Regions from separate parts of the Homo sapiens genome. Here all the other regions are linked to region 2. A link is an interaction called in ENCODE POLR2A ChIA-PET data of the cell type or tissue named here. Cell type or tissue: CD4-positive, alpha-beta T cell. All regions are shown on one strand. Links, peaks and the distances in the headings refer to the core of each region. The heading gives the core; the rest is flanking DNA. Region 1 overlaps CLYBL (citramalyl-CoA lyase). Region 2 overlaps CLYBL (citramalyl-CoA lyase). Region 3 overlaps CLYBL-AS3 (CLYBL antisense RNA 3).

Region 1 (5,851 bases), core at 385-5,384, 85 kb after region 2:
GCTCATACTGTAATCCCCACACTTTGGGAGGCTGAGGCGGCCACATCACCCAGGAGTTTGAGACCACCCTGGCCAACATGGTGAAACCCCATCTCTACTAAAAATACAAAAATTAGCTGGGCGTGGTGGCGGGTGCCTGTAATCCCAACTGCTTAGGAGGCTGAGGCAGGAGAATCGCTTGAACTCGGGAGGCAGAGGTTGCAGTGAGCCAAGATTGCGCTACTGCACTCCAGCCTGGATGACAGAGCGAGATTCCAGCTCAAAAAAAAAAAAAAAAAAAAAAAAGAAAAGAAACGTATAGGATATAGTAATTCTGTTTCAAACAAACAATGGTCTTCCTTTAAGAAGACCCTTCCTTTAAAATCAGAATTGTGTTGAAAAGAGATATAGGACTATATTTTGTATTAACTGAAATCGATGAGAAGCATGATTTAGGTATCTACAGTGTATTAGGGATACTGTATCTGTCTAAGATACAGTATGCTAAGATAAAGGTACCAAGTCTTGTGCAAACAAACATATTCTCAATGGTAGATTTTTTTCTCTTTAACATTTATTAAATCCCTTATTTACATTATCTCACTTAATCCTTTGGACAGTCCTTTGAAGTAGGTACTATTATTGCTGCCTGTTTTATATATGGAAACACAGGTTTATTTTATTTTGCAATCTAAATTTTTTAAACAAGCTGCTATTGACAATATTATACCACATTTCACAACTGTACAATTAATATCAGTTTTCTCAGGGCACTGCACTGCACAAGCCAGAGCCTATTAACTCACATTCACATTAACCAGAGAAACTTCACTCTTAAAAAAAAAAAAATGCTGGGTGTGGTGGCTCACACCTATAATCCCAGCACTTTGGGAGGCTGAGGTGGGAGGATTACTTGAGTCCAGGAGTTCAAGACCAGCCTGGGTAATATAGCAAAGATCTCATCTCTACAAAAAAATTTAAAAATTAGCTGGGTGCAATGGTGCCCGCCTGTGGTCCTAACTGCTCAGGAGGCTGAGGCGGGAGGATGGCTTGAGCCCAGGAGTTTGAGTCTGCAGTGAGCTATGATCACACCACTGCACTTCAGTTTAGGTGACACAGCGAGACTCTGCCTCTAAAAACAAACAAGCAAACAAACAACAACAACAAAAAGCTAAAACAGAGATTCAGGCAAAGACAAAGAATGATAGTGAGAATATCTTTTTTTCCCTTCAAAATCATCTCTATTTGTGACAGCTTAGAGCAGCACTCAGCAAACTTCTGACTGAAAGGGCCAGATAGTAAATACTGCAGACTTTGCGGGCTGAGAGACAAATGGGAAGATGTTATATATGCGCTGGTATAGCAAGTGAGAACACAAATTTCCACAAATTTTTTTACTGGTGAAATTCAAAATAAAACTGGGTAGATTTTATAGTAATATAGTTCTACTATATTTTATAGTAGACTTCTATAGTAATATAGTTCTACTTGTGAGAAGAACGGAAATCTTTTGGGGGGAACAGCATTTTGCTTAACTGGGGTTCAAAGGTAATGTTCCCTATCATCGAATCATTCATCTGGAAGACTCATTCTTAGGTAGAAGGCTGTACAAAAATGGGCAGTACATGGGATTTGGTTCATGGCCCCTGCGTTAGAATATATGTCTATGGGTGTAGCCATGGACAAATAAATGTATAGGTCCTGATCTAAGTTACAGGGCAAAATGGTTAGGACTGAAGGCCTCGACTATCAAATCCCAGCCCCGTGTATGGGCCCTGGTTATTATTCAGAGATATCAGTAAGTAGAAAGATTTCAGGGCTCCCTAACTTGGGAGGTTTGAAGTCATTGCCACGCCTACTAGTTTGCACTAAAGGAAAGTCAGTTTGGTATGAATTACAATGGCCAACGTTACATTCTCCTCCGTTTTGTTTTTTTTTTTTAATCTCAATTTCTCTTACTTTTCTTATTCCCCCTATGCTGATGCCAATCAGTTTCTTTTGGGAAAGTTTTAACAGATCGGTTTTATGTTTTGAAGTACAGCAAGTATTTCATCCTCTCTTTAAAATACAAAACCCAGAAACCCAGGCTTTTGAGGGCTCTCTGCTCTTTGTGTGATCACAGGGGAGGGGAAGAGAGGGGAATGAGGTGAGGAGGGAGGTTATTGGCTCACAAAAGTCCAGACAGTATTTGACTAAAAAAATGCAGAGCAGGGGAGCAGGGCAGAAGAAATGAATCAGAAATCCCACTAACAGAGAAGGGTTATTTTTCTTCTAAAAGATTAAGGATCATAGGTTTTCGTGCTTACTCAGATGGAACAAGAAAAGATTTTAACCTCTGCCTCATTCAGTTTGGGTCTGAACAAAATAAAAGTCGAGCACATTCAAAACATCCATTAGAACTTTCTTCTTTCCTTAAGATGGTGAGACAACATCTGGTGAAAGATTTGGGGTTACGCTGCAGTCACTAACAGTCATGGGACAGAAAAGCTGAAAGCCCACCAAAAAACAGACAGGGAGATGGAAGCTGCACTGCTCCCCACCTTTCACATGGACAGATATTCTAGGTGAAGCGTCCTTGCCATTGTGAATTAAACTCCAGTTTAGCATCAAGCAGGACACATTAATTCCAGTTGTTCAGAAGGAACAGAGACGTGCGCATGGCTATTTTATAAGTGTCCAGAGGAGCATGGGCTGTTTCTTCTGAGGGAAGGAACCATATTTTCCAAATTAGTCCAAGGGGTAGTCGATGGGCGGAATGCCCATTTATCTACTTCGATAATGACCTGGTGTTCCTGATGACTAATAATGCCTTCAGGAAGTAGTTAAACACCACTATGTTGTATACTGGTGGTGCACAAGATAAAAAGCAAGGGAAATAGGCAAATGAGGAGAAAAAGGAAGTTCAGGCAATAATTTTGACAATAAAATGGAAAAAGTTTTAAGCATTCAAATTACGACGGGTTCATTCCAGCCTTACCAGCCCTCTCTGTCTACAGGGACAATTTTGGACAAGTCTGTTAATTTCCCTGGTAGAGTCAATTTCCTAGTAATTACAGTTTGTTTTTTTTTTTAAGTTCTGTTCTCTACTCATCTCTACTATATCTTACATTATTGGGATTATGAGATCTTAAAAGTTAATATAAATCTCTGATCACATTAACAAGACTGAACAGGGAGTAATCTTTGAGGAGGAAAAACAAAGACAAATAACTGATTTCAAGAGCCATGATTTTAGGAATTACTTTTTCTGCTGACTCCTGCACTATACTTGACACATAACAGATGCGAATTAAATATATACATGAATAAATAAATGCAAAAGCCAATTACCTTCAAATTAGCTTCATACAAATTCCCTTTCCTTAATCATACAGTATCATTAATAATTATTTGTAAAGCATTTTAAAAATTAGAAAAACAAGTAGAATTACCTATTTACTATTTACCTACAAACCAATGTGCTTCTGTTAATCATTCAAATGAAAAACACTGACACAGAAGTTTCAAAGAAAGCGGATGTATTTTTAAATATCTTTGGGTCAAGTGTAAAGTTATCCTGTCGAGACTGATGGGCAGGGAAAAGGTAATGAATGCCTCTTGTATTACAGCACAGTATTTTCATATTTTCATATCTTATTTTCATATCTTAACTCAATTTTTAAGCTGTCAAGATATTTGTAACACCTTGAGTTAATAGGTATGTTCCCTGAGATCAGAAACTGGCTACAGGTTTTAAAACTCATTTAAAATAGCAAAATTATAAAATAATGACCCATTATCACAATCCCCCTATCCACACAGCTTAAGATACACAGGAAACTGATTTCTCTCCGAAACCAAAGAAAGAAAAAACACCTTTAAAATAGGCCAGGCACAGTGGCTCACACCTGTAAGTGGCTAAGGAGGGAGGATTGCCTGAGCCTAGGAGTTTGAGACCAGCCTGGGCATCATGCTGAGACCCCATCTCTACGAAATATACAAAACTTAGCCGGGTGTGGTGGGATGTGCCTGTGGTCCCAGCTACTTGTTGGTGGGGGACGCTGAGGTGGAAGACTGATGGCTTGGGCCCGGGGAGGTTGAGGCTGCAGTGAATCGTGTTTGTGCCACTGCACTCCAGTATAGGTGACAAGGTGACAAGGTAAGACCCTGTCTCAAAAAAAAAAAAAAAAAAAAAACTGCCATATAATGCTGAAATTTCTAAAATAATTTGGTGTGGAAAATCACTAGTCTTTAAAGAACATAATGCATCCAGAAAAAAGAAACAGTAAGAAAGAAGGGAAAAAGAAAAAACAAACATAGCCCCAAGGAAAACAAAGCCCCAGCAGAATGTGCTGCAGCCATCCCAAGCCCCTGGTACCGTTCGTGCAGGGATGCCTGTATGCCCTGTGCTCCAAAGTATGTCACCACATCAGCCTCCAGGGGAGAAGCAATTAAAGGACAGTTCTCACTGCAGAACTGAAGCCCAGTTCCTGAGATACGAAAGCTAAGTGAAACCATTCTGGTGTGGAGTATGTTATTCAGTTTACTTCTTGGCTAGAAACAAAGAGGTTAAAATTGAGAACACAGGATTCTTCACATCAGGAGATGTCCGAGGCCCTTCCTTCCTCCCTCCCCATCCAGGGGTCCACTGTCCATGTGGCCCCAGCACGTCCGTGAGAGCCATCCTGCTAACACCTATCTACCCTCCGCCTCTGTCTACTCTGACTTTGAAACTAATGTATGGCCTTCTTTATCATCTAGCACAGCTTAAACAGTGGCCAATGTCTCTGTTCTGCTGGTGAAACCATCAGTAAGTTTTATTTCAATGCTTTGAGGCATTCTTTGGCCTTTTTTTTTTTTTTAATATAAGCAGCTGCAGTCTTTTATTTATTTTTGTAGAGACAGAGTCTTGCTATGTTACTTAGGCTGATCTCAAACTCCTGGCCTCAAGTAATCCTCCCACCATGGCCTCCCAAAGTGCTGGGATTACAGGTATGAGCCCCTGGGCTCAGCCGCTTTTTTTTTTTTTTCTTAAAGCAGGCTAAGATAGACATATATTCTGCAACTAGACTTTGTGCTTTAGTAAAGAAACAAAAGTAATTTCAACTTTTAAAGAAGGCTTTGCTACTTCAATTTTGACCATACAACTTTTCTGTCCATGTTTATTTTTCTTTATACAGTGCAATCTGCCGAAATCTGGTCTATATTAACAAAGTACAACAAAACCAGGACCCCTCCTCTCCTCTCCAAGCCCCCGCCTTTTTTTTTTTTTTTTTTTTTTTTGAAACAGAGTCTCACTCTGTCACCCAGGCTGGAGCGCAGTGGCACGATCTCGGCTCACAGCAACCTCAGCCCCCGGGGCTCAAGTGATTCTCCTGCCTCAGCCTCCTGAGTTGCTGGGACTACAGGCATCTGCCACCACGCCCAGCTAATTTTTGTATTTTTAGTAGAGAAGGGGTTTCACCATGTTGTCCAGGCTGGTCTCAAACTCCTGACCTCAGGTGATCCACCTGCCTCGGCCTCCCAAAGTGCTAGGATTACAGGCGTGAGCCACCGTGCCTGGCCCAAGCCCCTACTCTTTAGGGGAAAGAATGGGGAGGCCGTTCCGTGTGTTTAGCAGGATGGTCGGCACTGCCTCTGGGGCTCCCTCCCTGGTCCTGTGTCCATGCTCCTCCCGCCAAGACTCCAGGCGTGGTCCCCTCTGGCCTTCAGCTCCTGTCTATCATCTTGGGCGGCTCTGCTGCTCCCTGAGCCTCTGGAGTCCTCTGCTCAGAGGCTCCACTGTCCCCAGGCTCACCCCATCTCCATACCCGGAGGGAGCCACCTTGCCCTTCCTCTTCGCCTGGCATGGCCTGTCTTGAGGAAAGCTGGAAGGGAAAGTGCTGCCAGGAGC
Region 2 (5,851 bases), core at 376-5,375:
CTTTGACCACATATATGTAGTATCTTGGTGTGCCTTGCAACACGCATCAAAATTCCTTGGCTATGCCCTTCACAGACAGCAAAAAGCCTAATTTTCCATCAAAAGAAAAACAAAGAAAAGAAAATTAAGTGTATATTTATCCAATAACAGGAGCAATTTTTGATAAATTGTGACACATCTGTTCATTGGTGTAGTCACAGAATAATGTGAATTAAACCAACTAAATGCCAGGCACGGTTAGGTGCTGGGCATCCAAAGATGAGTACATTAAGTTCCTGATCTTATGATGCTCAAAGCCAAGTCGAGGATACCGATAAATATAGACATCCCTCAGTACCAAAAATCTAACCCATTCCTGAAAATGGTAAGTTTGGATAGTGGGAGCCTGTATTCCATTATTAGGAATAGGACCAAGATTACTGTGTTCCCAGCCCATCCGGAAACCCCAATCAATTCCCTCAAATAATATTAGAAAGCTTAATTGCTTCCACCAAGCAGTTTCTACATCACATAAAGTATTTCTACATCATATAAAGCATTTAAAACACAAATCACCTAATTATTTAACATGGAATGGGCACTCATTGCATTTTGTACACTATAAGATACTGTACAGTAGTAGACACAATTTATGTTTTCCTTCTCTGCCATATTAAACATGTATGGTAATGTACATAAACAATGAAACAACATGCTAAGGATCCTTCTTGGAAGACATTTTCACTTAATAACACAGGATGGACGCTCACGATAATGCACACATTTAAACAACACATGGTGCCATCCCGACCGGAGAACAGCTGAGCTCCTTCCGCTCCTCTAATCTGAGTTCACACGAAACCTAAATGTTTTTCCCAGCACACACATGCAAATTGTCAGAATTTTGATCCAGATGGTGAATTCTGGGTTAAATATTTCTGCAAATTGTTAGAGTGACTACTCCAACGGTGAGAATGTAGATGGTGCAATATTAATCTTGTCCTAAGATTGAGACTGTGAAGCAACATGACAATGATCCCTGCAGAGGGTTACAGGACCAAAGGAGAAAACAAAACTGTCTCAGACAAATACAGCTAGGTAGACATTCTTTGGGTGGGGGTGGGGAGTCGGGGGGAGGTAGGCAAACAGAGTATATGGAAGCAGTCCATTGATTGCTGGGCTGTTACTATGGTAAGTTTCTGAGTGATTGTTTCACTCTTGTTTGTGCAATAAAGACAAAAATTTTTAAATATGAGCATGTACAAAAACAATGGATGCAAATATAAGTGTGAGTGCACGGGAGTGCAGGACCCCCTCACTGCCCCCTAGACACTCCTCAGTGCCTGGGCGGACCGTGTGCAATGTTCACCTTAAAGCCCAGGTGCCTTGCCACCTGACAAGGCAAACTGCCCTTTGACCTCTGAGCTCATGCAGAAGTGTCAGCTCCCTCATCCTATGCTAAGAAACAGACACAGCAGCCTCCGCGAGACACAGCATAGATGGGACAACAGATGGAGAGGGCCCGACACTTGGGGAAAATCACCTGGGTGAGGTCTGCTTTAGGGAAGCTGGGATTCTCTGCAACCAGCAGCCACTGAGTGCAAATGTCCAACTTTATAGGTATAAATCCGTGATGGTTAATTTTATGTGTCAACTTGGCTGGGCTAAGGAATGCCCAGATCACTGGTAAAACATTCCTAGGTATACCTGTGAGGGTGTTTTTGGGAGACATTAGCATTCGAATCAATAGACTAAGTAAAAAAGATCTGCCCTCACCAAGGTGGGCAGGCATCATCCAATCTGTTGAGGGCTTAAATAGAATAAAAAGGTGAGTAGAATGCAAAGGACAAATTCTCGCTCTTCCTGAGTTGGGGCATCTATCTTTTCCTGACTTCAGAGCTCCTGGCTGCGGGGCCTTCAGATCTGGAGACTTACATATGTGGCCTCCCTGGTTCTCAGGCTTTTGGATTCAGATGAATCACACCACCTGCTTTTCTAGGTCTTCCGTTTGCAGACAGCAGATCGCAGAACTTTCCAGCCTCCCTAACCACGTTAGCCAATTCCCATAATAAATCCCCTCTTATATATCTATATATATCCTATTGGTTCTGTCCCCCAGACAACCCTGACAAATATTATATATATATATATATATATATATATATATATATATATATATATATATATAAATTTTTTCCCAGTGATAATACAAGTACTTTGCTCTGTATAGTAGGTGACTGAGGGTCTATTAATTTTTTTTTTGAGACAGGGTTTCACTGTCACCCAGACTGGAGTGCAGTGGCATAATCATAGTTAACTGTAGCCTCAAATTCCTGGGCTCCAGTGATCCTCCTGCCTCAGCCTCCCCAGAAGCTGGAACTACAGGCATGTGCTACCATACCTGGCTAATTTTTTAAAAAATTTTCTTTTGTAGAGATATTATGTTGACCAGGCTGGTTTCAAACTCCTGGCCTCAAGCGATTCTCCCGCCTCAGCCTCCCAAAGTGCTGGAATTACAGGTGTGAGCCACCACGCCTGGCCTATTAAATTTGTGTAATTTAAATTATACCTTGGAAACGTAAGGCACTCAATATATAAAAGTCCCCTTGTAGAGAATTTTTTTGTCTTGATAAGTTGGATTTTCTCAAAGCAGGATATAACAGCAACATCTCACACTTGTTTTAGACAATTACAGTGCATCAGCTTGATGGAATATTAAGCAGTCATTAACATTTATAATTATGAAGACTGTGGAGATGCGGAAAAATGCTTCTGGTGTGCTAAGTGAAAAAGAGCTAATGTAAAATTATATTTAAACTGTTACTGCAACTAAGTACAAACGCCCAGGGAAGGGCTGGAAAAGAACATGGAATAAGGAAAGCTTTTTTACACACACCACATTTCAATCTCAAGTGGATTAAGTGAAGCTTTGTAAAAAGCAAATCCTACATCACAGCTATAGAAACAGAAGAGGTTAAAATGACTTCGCAACACATTTCAGCTCCAGCAGTATGAGTTGTTGTAACAGAGAAACCCCACAATTAAAGAGGATTAGCATAATAGTAGTGCCTTTCCTGTTCATGTCGAATCTGATCAGTGGCAGTGTGGCAGTGTGTGTCCGTGTGTGTGTGTGTGTGTGTGTGTGTGTGTGTGTGTGTTTTCTGCTCCATGTGATCTTCAGGGGTCCTGGCTGCCAGTGGCTTTATCATCTTTAACCCGTAACTCCCACAGTCTTTCTCTATTAACAATCAACCCGAGGACGGAGAAAGAACACAGAGAGTGAAAAGTTTTGTGGGCAGGAGCTAGAAGTAGTAAACATCCTTTCTACTCACATGCTATCAGCCAAAGTGTAATCCTAAGGTGACAGATAACTGCAGAGGAGGGGTGGAAGTAGATCTGTGTGCCAGGAGGAAGAGGAAATGGGTTCTGGTAACCAGCTGACTGATCTCTGCCACATAAGTTCTCATATCTGATCAGAAATAGGGCAAGAATTGGAATCCAGGTCTTTCCTTTTTTTTTTCTCCCTTCCTCCTTCCCTCACTTCTTCCGTCACTTCTTCCCTCCCTCCCTTCCTTCCTTCCTTCTCTTCCTTCCTTCCTTTTGAGACAAGTTCTCACTCTGTCACCCAGGCTGAGTGCAGTGGTGTGATCACAGCTTACTGCAGCCTTGACCTCCCAGGCTCAAGCGATCCTCCTGCCTCAGACTCCCATGTAGCTAAGACTAGAGGTGTGTGCCACCACGCCCGACTAATTTTAAAATTTTTTTGTAGATATGGGGTTTCACCATGTTGCTGAGACTGGTCTTAAACTCCTGGGTTCAAGCAATCCTCCTGCCTTGGCCTCCCGAAGTGCTAGGATTATAGGCATGAGCCACCATGTCCTGCCCAGTGGTTTTTCTTTACTTTAGCTCAGTGCTTTTCTTTTTTCTTTTCTTTTTTTTTTTTTTTTTTTGAGACAGAGTCTCGCTCTGTTGCCCAGGCTGGAGTGCAGTGGCGCCGTCTCTGCTCACTGCAAGCTCTGCCTCCCGGGTTCACGCCATTCTCCTGCCTCAGCCTCCTGAGTAGCTGGGACTACAGGCACCTGCCACCACGCCCGGCTAAGTTTTTGTATTTTTAGTAGAGACGGGGTTTCGTGTTAGCCAGGATGGTCTCAATCTCCTGACCTCGTGATCCGCCCGCCTCGGCCTCCCAAAGTGCTGGGATTACAGGCGTGAGCCACTGCACCCGGCCAGTGCTTAAGTTTTCACATCTTCTCTCTCTTAATCACTTTCCCTCTCCTCCACTCTCCTCCCCTCTCCTTTCGTCTCCTCTCCTCTCGTCTCCTTTCCTCTCCTTTCTCTCTCTCTCATACACACATTAAAGCTAAAGATATATATGTTGAAATCTAAACAGGAGAGTTGTTCTACATCTAAGGACACCCAATTACAATCTAGTCTTCTTTTGAGGAAACACACTACGATCTCAATGAAAATCATTCCTGGGGAAAGAAAGTTAGCAGGGATAAAACCTGGTGATGGAACAAGAGAATCTGGCTAAGAGCTGAATCGGCTGAGAAAGAAGGAGTGAAAGCCTACATAATTACATGGCCTTCACTCACATTTCCGGGGTCATTCGCATCTTTGTCAGGCATTATCCCATGGTTGATGGGTAGCAGGAAGTAAAACCCTATCCGCAGCGCACGTTCAGGCTCCCCACCACTTCCATGAAGCCCCAGCCTGAAGGCACTAGAAAACAGTTGGCATATTTATCTTCTTGGGAGCCTTAGTCCATGTGGGCTTCTATAACAAAATACCATAGACTGGGTGGCTTATAAACAATAAAAATTTCTTTCTCACAGTTCTGGAGGCTGGGAAGTCCAAGATCAAGGCACTGGCAAATTCGGTGTTTGGTGAGGACTTGCTTCCTGGTTCATAGATGGAACTTTCTCACTGTGTCCACCCAGGGCCCAAGGGGCAAGGGAGCTCTGAGGAGCCTCTTTCATATGGGCGCTAGTCCAGTTCATGTGGGCTCCATCTCATGACCTAATCACTCCTCAAAGGCCCCACTTCCAAATACCATCACATTGAGGTTTCAACACATGAATTTGAGGGTGACACATACATTCAGGTCATAGCAGGGCCCATTTTACGAGGCTACTGCCTCATTCTTGGGGTTCTAAGACACTTGCTTGTTTTCAGAGCAATTTCACTGTGCTCCTGACCAGCAAAAGTAAGGGCACAGTCATTGAGAGCCAGTTTCAAGCAAAAACATCCTAAATAGCACATCAAAATATCATTTGGTGGTAAGCTTCAGCATCTTGGAAAACAGATATCTGTCCCAAGGTTGGCATTTTGATGTTAAATCTTCTCATTTGTTAAACAAATGAGTTCAAATCAGAACAAATGACCAAGTCTTATTGGTCTCTGGTGACTGTTGTTTATGCCAAATATAGAAGTTATAGCCAGAGCTTAGACTGGACAATGTGAAAAAGAAAATTGCTATTTCATATTTCTCTGTCCTCTGCCAAATCTAACCAGTGCAATGCCTTGAACATTTGGGCACTTGGTAAATACTAAGTTAGTCATTGCGAATATAATTACTATGTTAAGTTGTTTGACTGGAATTCAGAAACAATTGAAGTATGGATAACTGTACCTATACAAAATGCAGCCAGGCTGCTCTGCTGATAGATCTTTAACAAAAAATTTTAAAATTTTTAATTAAATTTTAGTTAATTATTATTATTTTTGAGACAGGCTCTCACTCCCCGTCACCCAGGCTGGAGTGCAGTGGCGCGATCTTGGCTCACTGCAACCTCTGCCTCTTGGGTTCAAGTGACTCTCCTGCTTCAGCCTCCAGAGTAGCTGAGATTACAGGTGCACACAATCATGCATG
Region 3 (5,781 bases), core at 782-5,781, 77 kb before region 2:
AAGGCATCCACACTATTTTTTGGGGACACACACATCTAAACAACCACTATAATGAAAGTCCAATCCGTGCAACAGAAGGACTAAGGGAAGAGCAGCAAGTTGTCTCTAGGGGAGCTGGGAGGATCTCTCAGGAGTGGCTTTCAAGCTGTGTCTTAAAGAATGCTTTGGCGTTTGTTGGGTGTCATAGAGAGGGAGGGTTACAGCTTGTGCAAAGGCTTCGGAAAAGATCAGTGTGGACAGTGGCCAGGGCCTCTTGAGAGAGCCATGCTGTCACTGATGTGGGTACACAGGGGCGGGGGCAGGCAGTAGCTGGAGCTCCCTTCTGCCAGCCTGGGAGAAGCTCCCGAGAGCCACCGCACGAATTCCAGGCCCTGGAAATTAGATGGGGAAAAATGGATGTGCCCTTGTCCTCATTTGGGGGTTTGGGTTATTAGCCAGCACAGTTCTCCCAGAAAATCGAAGCCAGAAGTTCATGTTGGTTTTTACGTTCTTCCTTTCACAGAACTCAAAAGACCATCCCCCTGCCCCTTTTTAACATTAAGCCAGATGCCTAGAGTATGGAGTCTTTGGAAGAAACTCTCTACCACAAAGCTCTCTAAAATGGAATGTTCATTTTTCTCTTGATTCTATTAGTGTGTCTGATTATGAAGGAAATTTGATTCTGTGTTTAAAAACAAAACAGAACCCAGCCAAACCAGCTATTTGGCGTTATGTAAACCAAAGAAATCCAGTTTCTTGTCACTGAATCTCTCCCCTTTAGCCAGCTATTTTATCATCATCACATAGCCAGTGTTCGGCCTCTCTTGTTTTTTGTAAGATGGAGTTTTCAGCGTATCAACTCCTTTATTTATGTAATGAAAGGAATCTCTAAAGTTCCTTCCAGGCCTGGGGCTCCAATCCCCAGGGAACCTGCCCAGTTTTCTTTCTTTCTTTCTTTCTTTTTTTTGAGACGGCATTTCGCCCTTGTTGCCCAGGCTGGAGTGCAGTGGCAGGATCTTGGGCAACCTCTGCCTCCCGGGTCAAGCGATTCTCCTGCCTCAGCCTTTCGGGTAGCTGGGATTACAAGCATGCGCCACCACACCCAGCTAATTTTTTGTATTTTTAGTAGAGACGGGGTTTCACCATGTTGGCCAGGCTGGTCTTGAACTCCTGACCTTAAGTGATCTGCCCACCTCAGCCTCCCAAAGTGCTGGGATTACAGGCGTAAGTCACTGCACCCGACCCAGTTTTCTATATGTTTACATGTTGCATGCAACGGTGAAAGAGAGAAAGTTTCACCGACAGAGGAGTCTCACACAGTTTTGGGATTCCTCCTCAGTCAATGGTAGGCACAGGTGAGTTGAGAGGCTGTCTTACACCCATCCTGGTGACAGCCAGCTTTGTCCTGTGACTTAGGTGCGGGTAGCTTGACTCTGGAAGTCTGGCCCCCTTCTATACCTTCCAGAATGGGTTTGTTCTCGAACAAGAGCTTGTATGGGAGAAAAGCACCTTAACTTGGCCAAATTCAGCCCTAATCTTGAGGACAGGTTTCCAGTTCCCTGCGTATGAGCAAAGGGGGAATGGGGCCAGGATGGAGTGTGTCTCTCTGCACGTTTGAAAGGCTGTGTACAAACAGAAGGCCTGGCCTCACTCCTCAGACCTCAGGCAGGCCTCTGACGGGTTGAGGACTGCAGCCTGGCATAGCTCCTGCCCACCAAAACCGGAGGGGAGAGGGAGATGAAAGATGGAAAAAGTGGCTGGTTTCAAAGCATATGGCCTGTAGTTTTTCAAACGTTTTTAATTCCTAATTCGCACCTCTCTTGTTATCATCACACACTGTAGTAGCCAATGGCACTTCTTTTTGCTTTGACACTTGACATTATTTTAGGCCTCTGCTCCTCCTTTGGCTTCCACAAGGGCATTCTAATTTCAAAAGAAAAGTTCATCTGGAATAAGTCCTGTGACTGGCCCCTCTGGCACCCAGTCGGGTTCAACAGGTGTCTGTTGAATGACTAAATGAATGAATGAAGCAAATCCCTTCAAAAAGTTCGGCGACATCTTTACTCTCAGCAAAATTTCCCCATTTCCTTCTTAAACTTGGGATTACCACTTAGAGTGGCCTCCAGGGATTCCCAAGGGAAATCGGCAAAGTTGATTTAACAGTTTTGCCAAAACTCATAACCAAAAAGCTACCATAAAGGGAATGTTCATTTTCCTCTTGATTCGAATACTGTGATTGAACAAAGTGGGCGATTCGACTGGAGGACTGAAAAGCAGGGGACCGGGATCGTCCCTGCGTCCCTCGGGCTCGCGGCCAGGCGGTGTGAGGCCGGGGCTTCGGTCAAGGAGACCACGACCAGGGAGCTGCACCGGGAGCCTGCGGGGCCCCTCGGGGCTAGTCGTTCCGCGTGGCTCGGGTGCGGATTCGGGGCTGCAGGGACCCCAGGGCCGGCGGGACCCCAGGGCGGGCGCAAGGGCCCTGCGCAGGTGTCCGGCCTGCGCGCAGGGTGCGCGGGGGTACTGGGGCCTGGGAGACCCGAGAGAGACGTTATTGTTACAGTGTAACGAGTCTGATTAACATGCTCCTGACACTTTCTCTTAGTTTCTCGGGCTCCTAGCAACAGCGCACAAAGGCGCGGGATTGTCCCGGGCTCCGCGGGGACACGGGGCCGCCTTTGATCTGCCACCATTACAGCCGGGCTGCGCGACAGGCGCGCGGGCTCCGGGCGGCCCGCGGCGGGCGGGCGAGCAGGGCCCACAGTCCAGGCCTCCTGGGCCGCCACACTCCTCCTGGCCCGGCCTCGGCCCCGGCTCCGCGCGCACCGGGGGCGCGGGCGACGAGGCCTCGGGGCTCCGCAGGGCTCGGCGTCTGCGGCCACCGCGTGTACCCCGCGCTCCTCCTGCCCGCGGGGCCGCCCACCCCGGCTCGCGGTGCCCTTCCGTCGGAAGAAGCAAAAGTCAAACCCAGCCGGTCACTTACAGTGGAAAAAAATAAAAATCATTTAAAAGGAAGGGCATGAATGACAAAGAAGTCCCCAAATGATTTTGGCAAAACAAAACGAACTCGCCCCGCAGGTTGCAGCGCGCTTGGCGGAAACGGGGTTCGAGTGGCCGCCGCCGCCCGGGCGCTAACGACGGCTTCGGCCCCTTCCTGCAAGTCGCTCTTTACGTCGTGGGCAATTCTTACTGACTCGGAAGGCGATATGCTGCCAAATAACAACTGGAATTTAAACAAACGAACACCACCCCCTCCAAAACCAGCCCGCGCAGAGCTGCCGGGTCCCAAGCGCGGGCTCGCCCGCGGGGTCTGGGAAAGTCACTGATCCTCCGTGGGGACCGCGCTCAGGTACGCCGCTCCGCCCGCGGGAAAGACAGCGCGGAAAGAAAGGCGAAGACTTTCACGCTGAAATGCTGGGGTCTGGTCCTGCCTCCCGCCTCCCCGCGAAGACGAGCTGGGAAGCCTGGCAGCGGCTCCGCGGGTCACACCCGACCCTCGGCCGCGTCCACGAGCTCGGGGCCTGCGGGCCGTCTCAGAACCTGTTTTGTGCAATTAATTCATTGCTTTTCTAGTACTAGAGGAAAGAAATAAAACACAGAAGATTCAGTTTTCCAAGGTAAACCGAAATCATAAAAGCGGAAGGTCCTTCCAATTAAAACAAACCCGTATTTTTTTTCTCCTCGTGGCATCATCAGAAAATTACAATGTCCCCAATGAAGAAAGTCAGTTTCCCGAACTCCCGCAAAACGACCGGGTGCAAAAGTGTGAATGATAATAATATGTCTATTTTAGAGACGGGGGAAAACGACATGGTTTGTTCTATCTGCCCAGCGAAATATGCCACGGAAGGAGTTACTTTCAAATTCAAATCGGAGGCGGTGAAGTCTTCATCCCGCAGGACTGTTTTCCCAGCCGTCCCTGGAGGAGAGGAGGGGAGGGCGGCCGGGAGGACTAACACTGGGACATCAGACGGGAACGCTCCCGGATGCCGAGAAACTTCCTAACTTGTGCTCACAGACACTGCCTGACTCTGACTGGAGTTCCCTTCACCATTTCAATAAAACATGACTGTATTGATATAATCCTCTATACATTAAAATGAGGTTGTCACAGATTGTCATTAAGACCTCAGTAAAACAATGAAGACATTATTGGGCACCCCCCCCCCCCCCCGCCTCAGGCAAGGTATTAGGGGAATAAAGCAATCTACACCACACGGGTCCTATTGAGATTAATGAAAAAATTATGCAAAAAAAAAAAATCTCAATTTCATTTTCCCGTGACGGGGCTTTGCATACATACAGTCAGTCTTGCCTTGCACCTGATGATTTATTAAACTAATCTACAGTGATCACCACTGATGTTCCCAACTCAGTCTTGTCCCGGCTCATTTTCTAAGTAATTGTTTCTCATTAGTTCTGATAATGTTTTAATAGTGTTACCCATAATTTAGACCCCAAGAATTAATAACGGGGGTGATATGGCTAAGCGGCTTGTGATGAGCTACACAAAACATAAACAGGTATGGTTTCTAATGAATCAGATTAGCTGCAAGGTCCTCTTCCTGTCACCCACGCCTGGCTCAGGAGTCGGGCAGCTCTCACTTCCCCGTGTCGGGGGTGCCCAGTGAGCCCAGTGGAGATCACACACCCACCCTTGACTGCTCTCCCACCTTTCCCAGGGTACCTGGGCCCACCCATGGCACCACAGAGACGCGGGTGGGGAAAGAGGGGGAATACCCTTTGCCTTCCAGCATCTTCTTCCTAGAGTTTTGTTCTTCAAGGACTAAGGCACCATGGGTTTCTGATCAGGACTGAACTCTCTTCTGGGACCCTCGTCGTTTGGGTCTCTGTTCAGGGAATGGGACTTTGGTCCAGATTTGTGGCTCTCATAGGTCTTAGTCTCATGATCCTACCCTAATAGGGACCATGGGTTATGAGGAAGATAATGAACTGGACATTTGGGGAGACTGAAACAAGGTGGTTTTGTTTGAACAAAGCAGTTTGGGATGAGGGCAGTGGCGTGGCGAGCAGTCCAATGTGGTTGGGACCTAGGAACCCGTGGCCTGGGAGTGGCCAGCAGCGGGAGGCCTAGCCGGTCCGGCCTCCGCACCACCCAGGGGCCTTGCGGAGGGGCCTGCTTTTCCCCAGGTCTGTAGGGCTCCTTGGCTGGGGACAGGAGGCTCCCAGTGAGGCCTTGAGGAGGCCCCTCTGTGTGGGGCTGGCTGGCTGGCTGCCTGTGGGGCTGGGGTGGAGACTAGAACGCAAGCCCTTCATCCCCTCAAGCCAAGGGCTTCTTTGGATTAGGCTGGAGGATGGGAAGGTTAGTTAGATTGGGGTGAGGGCTGCCCATAGGAAGGACAAGGTGAGGTTTATTTTCTTCTTTTGCTTAGGGCCAGCTCTGCCTCCACTGCTTCTAACACCCTCAGCGGGTGCGTATGGCAGGGGCAGAGTGAGAGAGGCCTTCTTTTGCCTTCCCACTGCCAAGCCATCCTCCCATCCCTCTGTGTTCTGAGCAGAGGGGCAGACTGGGGGTGCACAGCGTGGTCCTGGGTTACCTGGTGTGCACCTGACTCCAGGAGTCCCATCCTTGGTGGGTCCTAGCTGCAACAATGGGTGCTCCTCTGGGAACTGCTGCTGCTGCCCCGTCTGGGGTCTGGAAGCAGTGTGGCTAGAGGCCATTCGGCTCTGAAGTTGGCGAGATGCCATCTTCCTCCTTCCGGCCTCTGAGTGAGGATGGGGCTAGCTCCCACCTTCCTTTCTGGCCGCTCTGGGGCAGCCCAGCGTGGCCAGTGTGGAGGGTGG

What was found. ChIA-PET counts read pairs that join two places held together with the same protein. Peaks named below come from ENCODE experiments on the same cell type or tissue, not always from the same donor. Only the 100,000 strongest peaks of a DNase experiment are listed, where the experiment ranks them.
Region 1: POLR2A ChIA-PET joins it to region 2 with 5 read pairs; 3 of 35 experiments call an interaction of 5 or more read pairs at or near these places.
Region 3: POLR2A ChIA-PET joins it to region 2 with 6 read pairs; 3 of 35 experiments call an interaction of 5 or more read pairs at or near these places.

The regions. Positions count from the first base shown.
Region 1 is chr13:99,730,473-99,736,323 of GRCh38, reverse strand. The region is part of intron 1 of CLYBL (citramalyl-CoA lyase); the gene reads right to left. Among named protein-coding and RNA genes, the nearest start is that of CLYBL-AS1, 4.4 kb to the right of the region's middle. RefSeq lists an enhancer at 5,064-5,851. In CD4-positive, alpha-beta T cell, for the core only: no CTCF peak of the experiment used is centred there; no DNase peak of the experiment used is centred there.
Region 2 is chr13:99,815,733-99,821,583 of GRCh38, reverse strand. The region is part of intron 2 of CLYBL (citramalyl-CoA lyase); the gene reads right to left. The region is part of intron 1 of CLYBL-AS3 (CLYBL antisense RNA 3); the gene reads left to right. Among named protein-coding and RNA genes, the nearest start is that of CLYBL-AS1, 90 kb to the right of the region's middle. RefSeq lists a silencer at 3,556-3,726. In CD4-positive, alpha-beta T cell, for the core only: no CTCF peak of the experiment used is centred there; a DNase peak (open chromatin) is centred at 3,353; H3K4me3 peaks cover 483 bases; H3K27ac peaks cover 1,110 bases.
Region 3 is chr13:99,893,106-99,898,886 of GRCh38, reverse strand. The region is part of intron 1 of CLYBL-AS3 (CLYBL antisense RNA 3); the gene reads left to right. It also overlaps a transcript of CLYBL not described here. Among named protein-coding and RNA genes, the nearest start is that of CLYBL-AS3, 61 kb to the left of the region's middle. RefSeq lists enhancers at 2,949-3,448, 3,449-3,950, 5,131-5,684, 5,685-5,781. In CD4-positive, alpha-beta T cell, for the core only: no CTCF peak of the experiment used is centred there; no DNase peak of the experiment used is centred there; H3K4me3 peaks cover 1,250 bases; H3K27me3 peaks cover 1,839 bases.